Regions from separate parts of the Homo sapiens genome. Here regions 2 and 3 are each linked to region 1. A link is an interaction called in ENCODE POLR2A ChIA-PET data of the cell type or tissue named here. Cell type or tissue: GM12878. All regions are shown on one strand.

What was found. ChIA-PET counts read pairs that join two places held together with the same protein. Peaks named below come from ENCODE experiments on the same cell type or tissue, not always from the same donor. Only the 100,000 strongest peaks of a DNase experiment are listed, where the experiment ranks them.
Region 2: POLR2A ChIA-PET joins it to region 1 with 5 read pairs; 10 of 35 experiments call an interaction of 5 or more read pairs at or near these places.
Region 3: POLR2A ChIA-PET joins it to region 1 with 5 read pairs; 1 of 35 experiments calls an interaction of 5 or more read pairs at or near these places.

What each region holds. Positions count from the first base shown.
Region 1 is chr5:143,212,235-143,216,234 of GRCh38, forward strand. It overlaps ARHGAP26 (Rho GTPase activating protein 26), which reads left to right. Exons shown (of 23, transcript NM_001135608.3): 22 at 1,763-1,854. LOC124901099 (a long non-coding RNA gene) reads right to left here. Exons shown (of 2, transcript XR_007058981.1): 2 at 2,203-2,365. Among named protein-coding and RNA genes, the nearest start is that of ARHGAP26-IT1, 22 kb to the left of the region's middle. RefSeq lists enhancers at 1,550-1,599, 2,179-2,727, 2,728-3,276. In GM12878, a CTCF peak has its summit at 1,663 (motif pointing right); a DNase peak (open chromatin) is centred at 1,807; H3K4me3 peaks cover 422 bases; H3K27ac peaks cover 4,000 bases.
Region 2 is chr5:143,389,357-143,393,356 of GRCh38, forward strand. The region is part of intron 2 of NR3C1 (nuclear receptor subfamily 3 group C member 1); the gene reads right to left. Among named protein-coding and RNA genes, the nearest start is that of NR3C1, 12 kb to the right of the region's middle. In GM12878, no CTCF peak of the experiment used is centred here; no DNase peak of the experiment used is centred here; H3K4me3 peaks cover 2,592 bases; H3K27ac peaks cover 378 bases.
Region 3 is chr5:143,691,569-143,695,568 of GRCh38, forward strand. No RefSeq gene overlaps it. Among named protein-coding and RNA genes, the nearest start is that of MIR5197, 14 kb to the left of the region's middle. In GM12878, no CTCF peak of the experiment used is centred here; a DNase peak (open chromatin) is centred at 2,413.

The sequences.
Region 1 (4,000 bases):
CTTTCACCTTCAATGTCAGTGTCATAACAGGCTCCATTTGCCTGTCAGTATAGTCTTTTATCTGTTTTAGCACTTTTCACAGCCAAGTCACTCCTCCTGTCTGCTTCCCAGCCTCTCAAGAAAAAAAAAAAAAAAAAATGCCTCTTATATTCCTCCCTGGAAAGTTGCACATAGGATGTTTGGTCCTTGCTGGCCAATACATAGACTCGGTTTCTTTGGCTCACAGGCAGTGCCCCTTGTCCTGAACTTTATTCTGTCATCATAATTAGCCAGGAAGAGCTGTTTTCCTGTTGGAGCTGGTGAATACTAAGGACTCTTCTTTCCTTTGTTCCCAGGGGTCCCACTTCATTTTCCCCCACTTTCCCAATGTTTTCCCACCTGGCCATCATCTCTTGGCTCCTAGAAAACCAGAGGGAACAACAGTAAACTATGGCCCAGCAATAAATTCGAGATAACCATTTACTCTGATCACTCTGCACGATGGAGACCATGTGGCTCACAAAGCCTGAAATATTTACCACCCGGCCCTTTGCAGAGAAAGTTTGCCACCTTCTGCTCTAGAACAGTGGTTCTCAACCCTCACTGCACGTTGGAATTACTTGGAGAGCTTTTTTAAAATACTGATGCCTGGCCGGGCGCGGTGGCTCACGCCTGTAATCCCAGCACTTTGGGAGGCTGAGGCAGGCGGATCACGAGGTCAGGAGATTGAGACCATCCTGGCTAACACGGTGAAACCCTGTCTCTACTAAAAATACAATAAATTAGCCAGGCTTGGTAGCAGGCGCCTGTAGTCCCAGCTACTCGGGAGGCTGAGGCAGGAGAATGGCGTGAACCCAGGAGGCGGAGCTTGCAGTGAGCCGAGATCGCACCACTGCACTCCAGCCTGGGCGACAGAGCAAGACTCCGTCTAAACAAACAAACAAAAACTACTGATGCCTGTATAATATCTGCATATCTGGGTAGAACCTAGACATCTGCATTTTCTAAATGCTCCCCAGGTGTTTCGGATGCACAGTGAGAGTGATTGTAAACATTCAACGGACATGAGAAAAGCAAAAACAAACCAAAAAAAATGCCTCATGTCCCCTCTCCCTTCTTCCTCCTCCCCACACTCCCCATACAGGTGCACGTGTGTGCTCATGCACACACATGTGTAATTGCCCTCATGCACCTTGTCTATTCCCTCCCCTGGGGGTTGGAGAGCTCCAGCTCTGGAATCCTGTCTCACCAGCAAGACCCAGTCTAGTAAGAAATCAGGAACATCTGGGAGAGCTCATGTCCGCCCGTGGCCTGGAACTGAAACTTGGCTTTGCTGGAATTTCTTCTTTTTGACTCACTGAGCATTGCCAGCTTTCAACAGGTTCTGTTGGGAGTGTGTTCCCCAGAGCAGCTTGGAACTTCTTTCCTGCCCCTGCTTCCCTCCCTTCCCCCAAGGCACTCCTGCTCCAAAAATGGGGCCCAGCCTGCCCTCCCGCTGTTTGGCTGTTGTAACTCCCAGGTAAAGTTTTAACATGGCACAAGGTGACCCCACAAAAAGTGTAGTTTCTTGAAGCTTATGGCTTTTCTCTGAATATTTCTCATTTTTCTCCTGTGATCTTTGCAGCTTTCCCACCTCATGTCTTGCCATCTGGCTGCCTTGCCAGGCACTTCCCACGAGAGGGGACTAGGTAGCTTACAGGGAAAGGGAAGAAGAGAGATGAAATGTCTGGGGCTTTCTAAGGGTTTTTTCAAAAATGTTAAATAAACTCCTGTTTTCACACAGCACACCGTTCCGGAAGGCAAAAGCCTTGTATGCCTGCAAAGCTGAACATGACTCAGAACTTTCGTTCACAGCAGGCACGGTCTTCGATAACGGTGAGTTTCTCATCCCCTCACAAAGATATGGGCGGGGGGCGGGGGCAAGGGGAGCACATAAATAACTGGCATTTTCAAAGCTCCTCCCGAGGGAAAATCTCAATACAATGGGTAAGAAAAAAAGTGTGTGTGCGTCTGTGTGTGTTGGTTTCTGTGTCTTTTCCCAAAATAAAATAGCAGCAGCAGGACTTCCGGAGACATTGTGAAGAGTGGACTAGTGTAATCAGCTCCATGTTGAGTTGTTACCACTGTAAATGAGATTGTGCCTGCAAAAGACCCAGCCCAGGACCTGGAAGTGGCTTTAAGAGATCATACACATCACATGTTTAAAATGGTACTCAACATGTATTAAGCATTCACTAAATTAATATTTTTATTATTAAAACCATCATCATCATTGTATCCATCTTCGAAAAAGGCCCTGATGCTCTCATAGTTCACAGTGACAGTTTTTCCTCACTTTTGTCTGGGCAGTGGGTGCTGCACCTGATTCCGTGGGTCCTGGCTGCATCTGTAAACACATTCCAGGCCAGAGCAGAGATGAGTTCCTGGGGACCAGCCCTTGACTGTAGTCACGTCCACAGGGGCTGCCATTGTGTGTGCCCAGCCCCTGCATTCAGCATAGCAGAGATATCCATCAGGTACAGGTAGACAAAAGGGGGAACAAGGCACAGAACATGAGGGTCTCTCCCAGGTCACACTCAACCCTTGGCCTTCTGGGTCAGCAGGAGTGGGAGGGATTACCCCAGAACTGCATGTGGGCGTCTGAGTCTGCATTCCCTTTTATCGTTCTCAAAGCCTCAAGCACTGTCCTTAAGCCTTTGCTCCATTAACTTTCATCTAGGCCCTTTATAAATCAAAATGCACGAACAGCCAGCCCAGCCACCTCTCCTGTCCACAGCTGGTGCTTGCAGGCCCCAGCAGACTGCAGGTGCAGTGGGTCTGCTGAAGGCTGTCCAAAGCCATTTCACTGGTGAGTGTCCCCCACACAGGCCCAGGCGGCGGAGTCCTGGCCCTGCCGTAACATGACACGGCCCTTGCAGAAGACAAACCAGAATGGGCTGCGTTGCTTGGGCTTCTGCCCCCCTGCTTTGTCAGCAAGGAAGGGGCTTCTGCCTATAGAAGAGCAGGATTTGAGAGATTCCTACATTGACAGGTGAATCCAGGGCTTAAAGGTCTGTCCTCTAAGTCCCAATTCACTGCTCATATGGGCAGGGGATCATCATGTTTCTAACAACCATTCCCTCTGACAACACAAAGGACTCCTGATCTCAGGGGCAGAATTGTTTTAAACTATCAAAAGTTATGTATATGCTTCTGTCTTCTTTTTGATTCCTTTTGGTGAGTGCAGCCTTCTTCCATTTTTTAACGGTTTATTAAGATAGCCATACAACATACAATTTACCCATTTAAAATGTACAATTCAATGGTTTTTAGTATATTCAGAGTTGTGCAACCATTGCCACTATATAATTCCAGAATATTTTCATCACCCCCAAAAGAAACCCCATACCTTTTAGCAGTCATGCCCCACTTACCACAACCCATTTCCATCCAGCCCAAGGCAACCACTCTTCTACTTTGTCTCTCTAGATTTGCCTGCTCCGGACATTTCATACAAATGGAATTATATAGTATGTGATCTTTGAAACTGGATTCTTTAGTTTGCATAATGTTTTCAAGGTTCATCCACATTGTAGCATGTCAGAACCTTCTTCCTTTTTATGTGCGATGGTATGGATATAGCACATTTTATGTAAGCTTATTCATCAGTAGATGGGCACGTTGTTTCCTCTTTTTGGCTGCTTGAATAATGCTGCTGTGAACATGTGTGTAGGTTTTTGTGAGGGCGTAGGTTTCCAGTTCTCTTGGGGATATACCTAGGAGTGGGATTGCAGGGTCATATTAATTCCGTGTTTAAGTGTTTGAGGAAATGCCGAACTGTTTCACAAAGAAGTTGCACCATTTTACCATTTTATGTTCCTACCTTCTTTCATTTTTAAGTCTTTCTGCAGTAGCTTAAATAGTTAAGCATAAAGGGGGAAAAAGGAAGAGAAGCCTGGATGATTGTTAACTGCCAAGTCCTTTTTTTCCCCAGCAGAGTGTCCTTCAGCTTCCACAGCCATCTTCACTGCCACACCGAAGC
Region 2 (4,000 bases), 180 kb after region 1:
CTTTGTAGTTCTTTAGTTCTTCCACTTACGAACATAATAACGTAGCTAGGTTGCTTATTGATTTCCCAGTGTCCATAGAGAAACACTGAGGCATACAAAAATCAAATTTAGCCAGGCACCAGAATTGAAGTTTAGAATTTTCATTTTCTTTCTTAATAGTTTTATAACTTTTCCTTCTGGCTTCCTTATTTACTGTTTTCTTGTTTAAACATGTCTGTGGGACCCCCAAAGCACTGTACAGCTCTGTTAAATATCATTATCAATTAAAAGGTCACTCATCCCTAAAATACTGAATTAGAAATTACTTCACCAATTTGTCTTTCCTTTAAAAACATTTCTTGATTAAAAATGTAGTGCCCATCCACAGACTGCACTAACACCAGCCCATGATATGTGTTTAGTGATGAGAAGCATTTGCTACCTAATAGAAAATCTACCAGCCTCCCAGCTGACAGAACAAAGTAAGAGGTTCAAGGCAAATAAAGCAGTGCAGAGAAAACCTGTTAGCAGTAAAACATTACCTGCCATGCTAGGATGGCTCTTCCTTCCCATTTCTTAGCTCTGAAAACTTATAAATCATCTTTTGGGGAGAAAGAACAAATATCCAAGAAAACAGTTTGCTTTTAGTACAATTCTAAAAAATCTAAAGTTCTTAAGCAGGCTGTTGTCACAAAGAAATTCTAAGAACTTCGGCACTAACAGAATAGTTACAAAATGAATATCCTATTTTTGACACCACTACACATGTCTTCATCATTTCAAAGATTAGGATCCATTTTAACCTAGCATTTTTTGAACAGTAAACATGACTAAATTTAGCAAATAGTAGTAACAAAATTCATTTAGTTTTTAAAAGTACTATCAGTAATCGCAGAGGTTTTTTTCAGGTTGTGAGGAATAAAAGTCAAAAATATATTAATTTTATATTGTAGCTATAACTCAAACTATTTTATGAGTATAAATAACTTCAGTATACTTGAGTTGTTCTTGCTATACTGATAATCAGATACTTAATTCCCTGATACACTAAGGGAAATGTGTATGAATGAGAAATTAAACTGTTTGGGAGACTGTTGTAGGAATTCACATTATGTTTACTTTATATCTGCTATTGCCAAATTCAAGTCCAAGCCAAAAGCAGACCTACCTTACTTAAACATAAAATAAACACTTATTTAAAAAATCAGGCTTAGAGGTGAATAGTCTCTATTACTTCATTACTATGCCAAGAAGAGGGAATATATAAACTGTTATCATAAAGTTCCTTAATAACTTCAAGAAAACACAAATCAGAACTTAACCACTAAGCATCACCCATTTCAGAATAGTCACCCTGGGAAGCTATTCACTTATTCCAGGCATATTCAAAACAGAATTAAACATTTTCTGTAGAAATATCTATGTGGGCTCTTTTAAAAACCCTCAAAGAAAATAAATGTTATCATTCGAGAGAGGATTAAATTTCTAAATATCTGGCAATACTCATATGATTTGGAGTCACACAAATAAAGCTAAGGGATAAATACATTTTCTTTGAGCAAGAACAGTTAGGTGTTACTATAGTGCAATGAGTCCGATTTTCTTTTATGGCTTACAAGGTGGTTCTGAAGGCAGTTTCAAAGAGGAGCAATATACATAGCCTCCTAAGGTGGAAACTTAGAACATTTATTTTGGGTTTTCTGTTTTAAAAAAAAAACTCAATCTATTTTATAGCCATACACTTTGTCCTTAATAAACCCAGCTGAATTCCAGATGACAAATTTCACATAATGTTCTGATTAAAATTTTTTTAAGTTTCCATCTAAGAAAGCTGCCTACAAACTTAGGTTCTACATCGGTATGTTTACCAATTTAAACTGCCGTTTAATAATTCTATGCTTTCCTCTGCTTTTATAACTTTGGTTTAATAGATCAAATTTGTTTAACTGAAGTTTTTTTCAACCATTTGATCAATAAAGAAAACAAGTCAGTGCAGTCAAGTTTCACAATCCTCCCAACTTTATGCAGTTAGGATAAATTTTGGTATTCAATATACTCAAGAGCTTTTTCAGACAGCTTCAATAAATGTAATAAATGTAAAAAAATTTTAAACCTGAAAATTTCATTCCCATTTTCAGGCAAATTAAGGTTTCCAATGACAAAGAATCTTTGCATACTTGATTATATAAAAATATCAGAATAGGAAATACCAGAAAGAGAATACTCTAGCATTTATTAATAAAAATATAACAATGTGGTTGGAGTTATCACTATGGCTATTATGTAGATGGCATACTTAATATCCCTCAACAAAATCCACTGAAAACTTTGTCGAAGGCGCTTTCAAAAAATAATAAAACTGAAAAAAAAAATCATTGTGAAGATACTACGTTGGCATTTGAAGGCTTTAAAATACAGCAGTCTTTATGAAACTGCGATCCATGACCCTTCAGGGATTGCACATAGCAGACCCTAAAAGATTCTTGATTATAGGCAATACCTACACCACAGTCACAGATGTCATAACGTACTTAGCCAATGAGAGTCATGCTGGTTTAAGCTAAGTGGACTTGGCAGAGCTTTAAAAATTCCACCTTGCATTTTTATAATGCTTTTTAATTTTCTTTTCTTTTTTTTTTCTTTTTTTTGAGACGGAGACTCGCTCTGTCGCCCAGGCTGGAGTGCAGTGGTGCAACCTCGGCTCACTGCAAGCTCCGCCTCCCAGGTTCACACCATTCTCCTGCCTCAGGCTCCCGAGTAGCTGGGACTACAGGCACCAGCCACCATGCCCGGCTAATTTTCTGTATTTTTAGTAGAGACAGGGTTTCACCGTGTTAGCCAGGATGGTCTCAATCTCCTGACCTCATGATCTGCCCGCCTCGGCCTCCCAAAGTGCTGGGATTACAGGCGTGAGCCACCGCGCCTGGCCTAATGCTTTTTAATTTTCAAAGTAAACGTACATGCACAAATCCTGTCAGGTAAAAACCCTCTCACTATTTTACAGAAATTGAAACTGTGACAAAAAGCAGTAAGTGACTTTACAAATATATGCAGGAGAGCAGAGGCCTGATCCTTTATATTTTATTTAAAGATTCGCTGTTGACAAAAATTATTAAAGATACATGAGGAACTAACATACCCAATATTAAATATTTCCCTTCAGATAAGTGTTAAGGTTTCCTGGTTTTTTTTTTCTTTTTCTCTTTAAATGCCTTTAGTTTTCACATCTGTAAAATTAAGGTAAATAACAGCTGCCTTCTGTGCTTCATGGATATTGACAGAATTGAGACTTAATACAGTAACTAGAATAAAAACTTTCACAGAGTTGAGATTTAAATGAGATGAATGCATGCAAAGTGCTTAGCATAGTGCTGTCACATAATTGGTGCTTAATCATTATTAGGTAAAAAAAAATTAACAAAATGAATAGAGAAGAATACAGACACTGTATATTTTAAAAATCTAAATGAGTCAAAAGTAACTCTTATAAAATATGTGGCTAGTCTGTATTATGTCAATCAACTATTTGTTCCAGATGTCTAGAAGAGACCCAGATAATTAAAGAAGCCTACCAGGGAACTTAGATAACTAAGAATTGAGATATTCAAACTGGCAACACCGCTCATTAAGTGTTTTGTGATCTTTACCTCAACACTTTCTATGGATCTCAATTTCTCATTCGAAAAAATTAGGGGGTAGAATTAGGGAAACTCTCAAGTTCTTTTAAGTTCTAATCTAAAATAACTGTAACGAACATAGAAAACAAGCTCTGAGAACCCAAGAGCCCCACCTCTCGGGTGCTAACAGCAGCAATAGTTTATTTTTATATATCACCAACTACATTATTTTAAATCCTTATCTTATAAAAACACCAAATCTGCATTCACATCTATTTGTCTTACATTCGATAATCTATAAAGAAAATGTCAAAGAACCAACTTTGTTATACCATTCCCTACCCTAATTACTTCCCTCATCAAATTGACGGGTTAAAAGGATTGTGGAATTTTAGAAACACACA
Region 3 (4,000 bases), 480 kb after region 1:
AGAAGTAATACATTCAGATGAAAAATGTATAACAGCAGGAGATGAGCTACTGGGAAGTAACCTGTTTCTAATCACGTGAGTGTCATTTGTAATAAGACACAAAGTATATAAAATATTAAAACTATAAATGAATAGAAACTTTTCTCTACCAGTTTTTCATTTGGCCTCTGTATTTCTTTTAACATTATTGACTTTTCTATTAAGTGTGCTCTTTGGTAGGTCAAACAGGCAATTGCCAGGCAACTACGGCATGAAGTCTATTTTATTTGCTTGTCAGCAACTTCAGTGTCTATTTAGATTAGTGCAATCTTAATTATGTAAAAAATAAAAAGCATGGAAACAAGATTAGAAGTTTGTTGAAATGTTAAAGCTGTTATCTCTGAATAGATGGGGTTAAAGGAAGAAACTGAAGCTTTTATTATCTCTTTACTGGCAGGAAAACAGATTTGAGCTCATGATCCTTGGACCAAAGTCAGGATCGGCACCATCCAAATAAAAGGTTACTAAATCAGAGTTAGGGAGTAGACTGTGGGGAGACAGATTTACCAAGACCCTGTAGGGCTGGAAAGATAGATTCCAAACAGGAACATATCCGCACTAAATTTACGTTTTCTAGCACGAACTTTCAATCTCCACCACACTTTTCTTCTCTCCCCTTCTTCTCACCCTTGCAAGTTGATAGCCTTTCAAAATGTATTATCGTTTGAGCAGGCTTTCAGAAGAAAACAGAGGCAACGCTGTTCTGAAGGGCCCTGAAGACACAGCGATGAACAAGACAGACAGCTTCTTGCTCCCAAGATTATGTTCTAGTGGGGATAGTTTAATATCTAAACATAAACAAGTGGAGACACAAAACAATCTCAGATAGTATTAATTCCTCAGAATAAAACAGACCAGGGGGATGTGACAAAGTTCAACAGATGGGGGCGGAGATGATGATTACTTTAGAAAAGGTGATCAGGGAGGTTTATGTGAGGTGGTGACATTTAAGTTAATATAAAATGACAAGAAGGAACCAGCCTCATTAAGTTTGAAGAACACAAATTAAATCAATGGTGTGTTTTACAACAGATGCTGTCATAGAAGCAGGAAAAAAAATGTCTGTGTTTACTTGTCTCAAGGAAATAAGCCAAAATATCACAGTGGCTACCTCTGGATGCAGATTAAAATCTGGAAATCCACTTGCCACTGTATAGTTTACCATATTTTTAATAATGAAAAAAATACCTAAAAACTCAAGACATGTCTAGAAGGGGATGCAAAACCCATAGCAAAAGCAACATTGCATCACTGTGAGCAACATTTAAGCAGTGCTAAATAATTGTACCCTGGAGAGGGTGCATCTGTCCCAAAACAGAAAGCATGACAGGCTGGATGTGGTGGCTCACACCTGTAAACCTAGCACTTTGGGAGGCCGAGGCAGGTGGGATCACCTGAAGTCAGGAGTTCGAGACCAGCTTGGCCAACATGGTGAAACCCTGTCTCTACTAAAAATACAAAAATTAGCCAGGTGTGGTGGTGCACACCTGCAATCCCAGCTACTCAGGAGGCTGAGGTGGGAGAATTGCTTGAACCTGGGAGGCAGAGGTTGCAGTGAGCTGAGATCAAGCCACTGCACTCCAGGCTGGGCAACTGAGCAAGATTCCATCTCAGAAAACAAAAACAAACAAACAAACAAACAAAAAACCCCAGAAAACATGACAAATGGACCTCTAGTGGTTGGGGAAAGGGCAGTGAGGTCAAATGGGCACAAAGGACTCTGTGCTGCATCCAGGTCTTTTTCATGCCTCCAGGGATTGCTGCCCCTACAGTGAGACCTCCCATGGAAAATGCTGCTTTTTGAGGGTCCTTGCTTTAGGGAATTCCATTCTCAACAAAGAGAGGAGACAGAGACAGGGCACTGCCAGTGGAAAGCAATTGGAAGAAGAGGCTTAGTGACAAAGAACTTGGTCACACTCTAGTTTCATGACAAGTGCCAAAACATTTTGAACATAAGTTCTCAGTTTAAAAAACTCATTTGTCTTTAACTTAAATCATAGCTCTTTAAAGGAAATGTAATGAAATAAACACATTTTTCTAACTAACTGAAAGCGTGTGGTATGCAAACAATAGATATTCTTGTGTCTTCATTTTTATTTTATATTTTGCCTCTAGTTCTGGGAGTGCTCCAGGAATAACAATGGAAAAACAAAACATACATCAATTTGAACCTCATGTTTGGCCAGGGTCTAAACAAAAAAAAAAAAAAAAAAAAAAAGAAGCAAGAGATTTGAGCTGAAGTCTAAATTTAGACAAGGAAGCCCTACCATTTCAATATAGAGGTGAAAAGAATTCGCCACTGATAACAATCAGGTTTTTATCCTTCCCACCCCCACAGGGTGTTAACCATAATAGAAAACAAGCTGACAAGTCAGATAGTTAGCCCTACTTTCATTTACTCCTCTCTCACTCTGTGTACCACAAAGGTTGAAAAATGAGCAAACCAGAGAACCTTCTTAGTAATGGTCAAGGAGAGAGCAGCAACTTAGAAGCCTAGGCCTCCGCAGCTTTGGACATGCTGAGAACCCAGCTCCAAGCCTGGAAGTTGTTGAGGATGTTCTCTGAGGACATCTCAGCTCACTGGCTTCACTGTGTGGACTTCTGTGACTGTCGTACAATGGCCTCAGATGTACAACCCATTGGCTCAATCTGGCCTGTAGATACATTTGGCTTTGTTGACTTCCCCCTTCTTCCCCCTCCCCCCTCCCTCCTCCTCCTCCTTTTTAAAATTGCTCCAACATTTTAAAGTTTGAAGGGTAATCTGGGTTTCTGATATTTTTTTTTCTTCAATTGGAAGATCTGGCAATGTTGGGCCTACATTCTAATGTGGTCATACTTGGCAGAATCTAGCTGTGGCTGCCTGTAATAGAATGCAACTCCCACCTGGGCCCTGCACTCACTTAATGTTACCTTGTAGACACTTTTGTTTGCTCCCTCTGTTGAAGGTAGGGCTGGACCAAAATAGGCAGCGTTTTCCACTGTGGCTCAAAACCCCTGTCACGTGAACACAAAAGACTTAGCTGTGGCCAGCTGAAACGACCAAAGTGCACACATACGTTGTTGACTAGATGTCTGCTTTCTGAGCAAGAAAGATTCACTGCTCCCACTAGAAGGCTGAGAGCATAGACTTTAAAACCACTTGAGAATGACGCTCAGGTGAGAATAATTTTTAGTTCAATTAAAAGAAAAGCATTGGTGAGGGATTTGTGATTATCATTTCCTTCTGCATGATTCTTCCCTTTTAAGAAACATTTTTGTTTCCATTCTATCTATTGGGGGCTTTTACAACGAGTATTTGGGAAAAATTTCATGGAAGAGTCAAAGGTTTTGAGAGGACTTTTTTTGTTCTTATAAAATTTAGTCAAGTGCCAGATATTGTATTTTAACTAGATTTCCTGCTCTGAAATAGGCCAGGGAAGTGACCCAGAGCCAGGCATGCAATTGTCATGAGTGAGGAAGAGTTGTATACTTGGGAGTGTGGAGAAAATGATCCCAAACTTTGGAAAGTCTAGTAATAACCCACATTAGGAAATAGCCCCAAACAAATATACTCCTACCCCTGCTGCCTCTCCTCTCTACTCCAATTGTGTTGAATTGTATCTGTAAGCTGTATTATGGGTTTTCTAAAGTGGTTTACGAATAAGCAGAGTAAAGTAGTTCTTTCTATGGTCAGACTCCTAGTTGAAAAACCACCACGTATGATATTTTACAAAGCAAAAGAATCCTTCGCACAAGCTTGGAATCCCCTCTTCTTTATTTGTATTAGTCAATAAAGCAGACAATTCCTGGTTCCCAAAACACAATTCGAACTTTGAGCAGATATGGGCTCAGGCCTTGACCTGTATCTGGGCCAGAGCTACCTGCTTTGATTCTTCATGGAAAGGAAGTCCCTAATGAGCACATTACTTGACAAACAGACAAACAGGCCTTTTTAGTTTTTTTTTTTTTTGGGGGGGGTCGG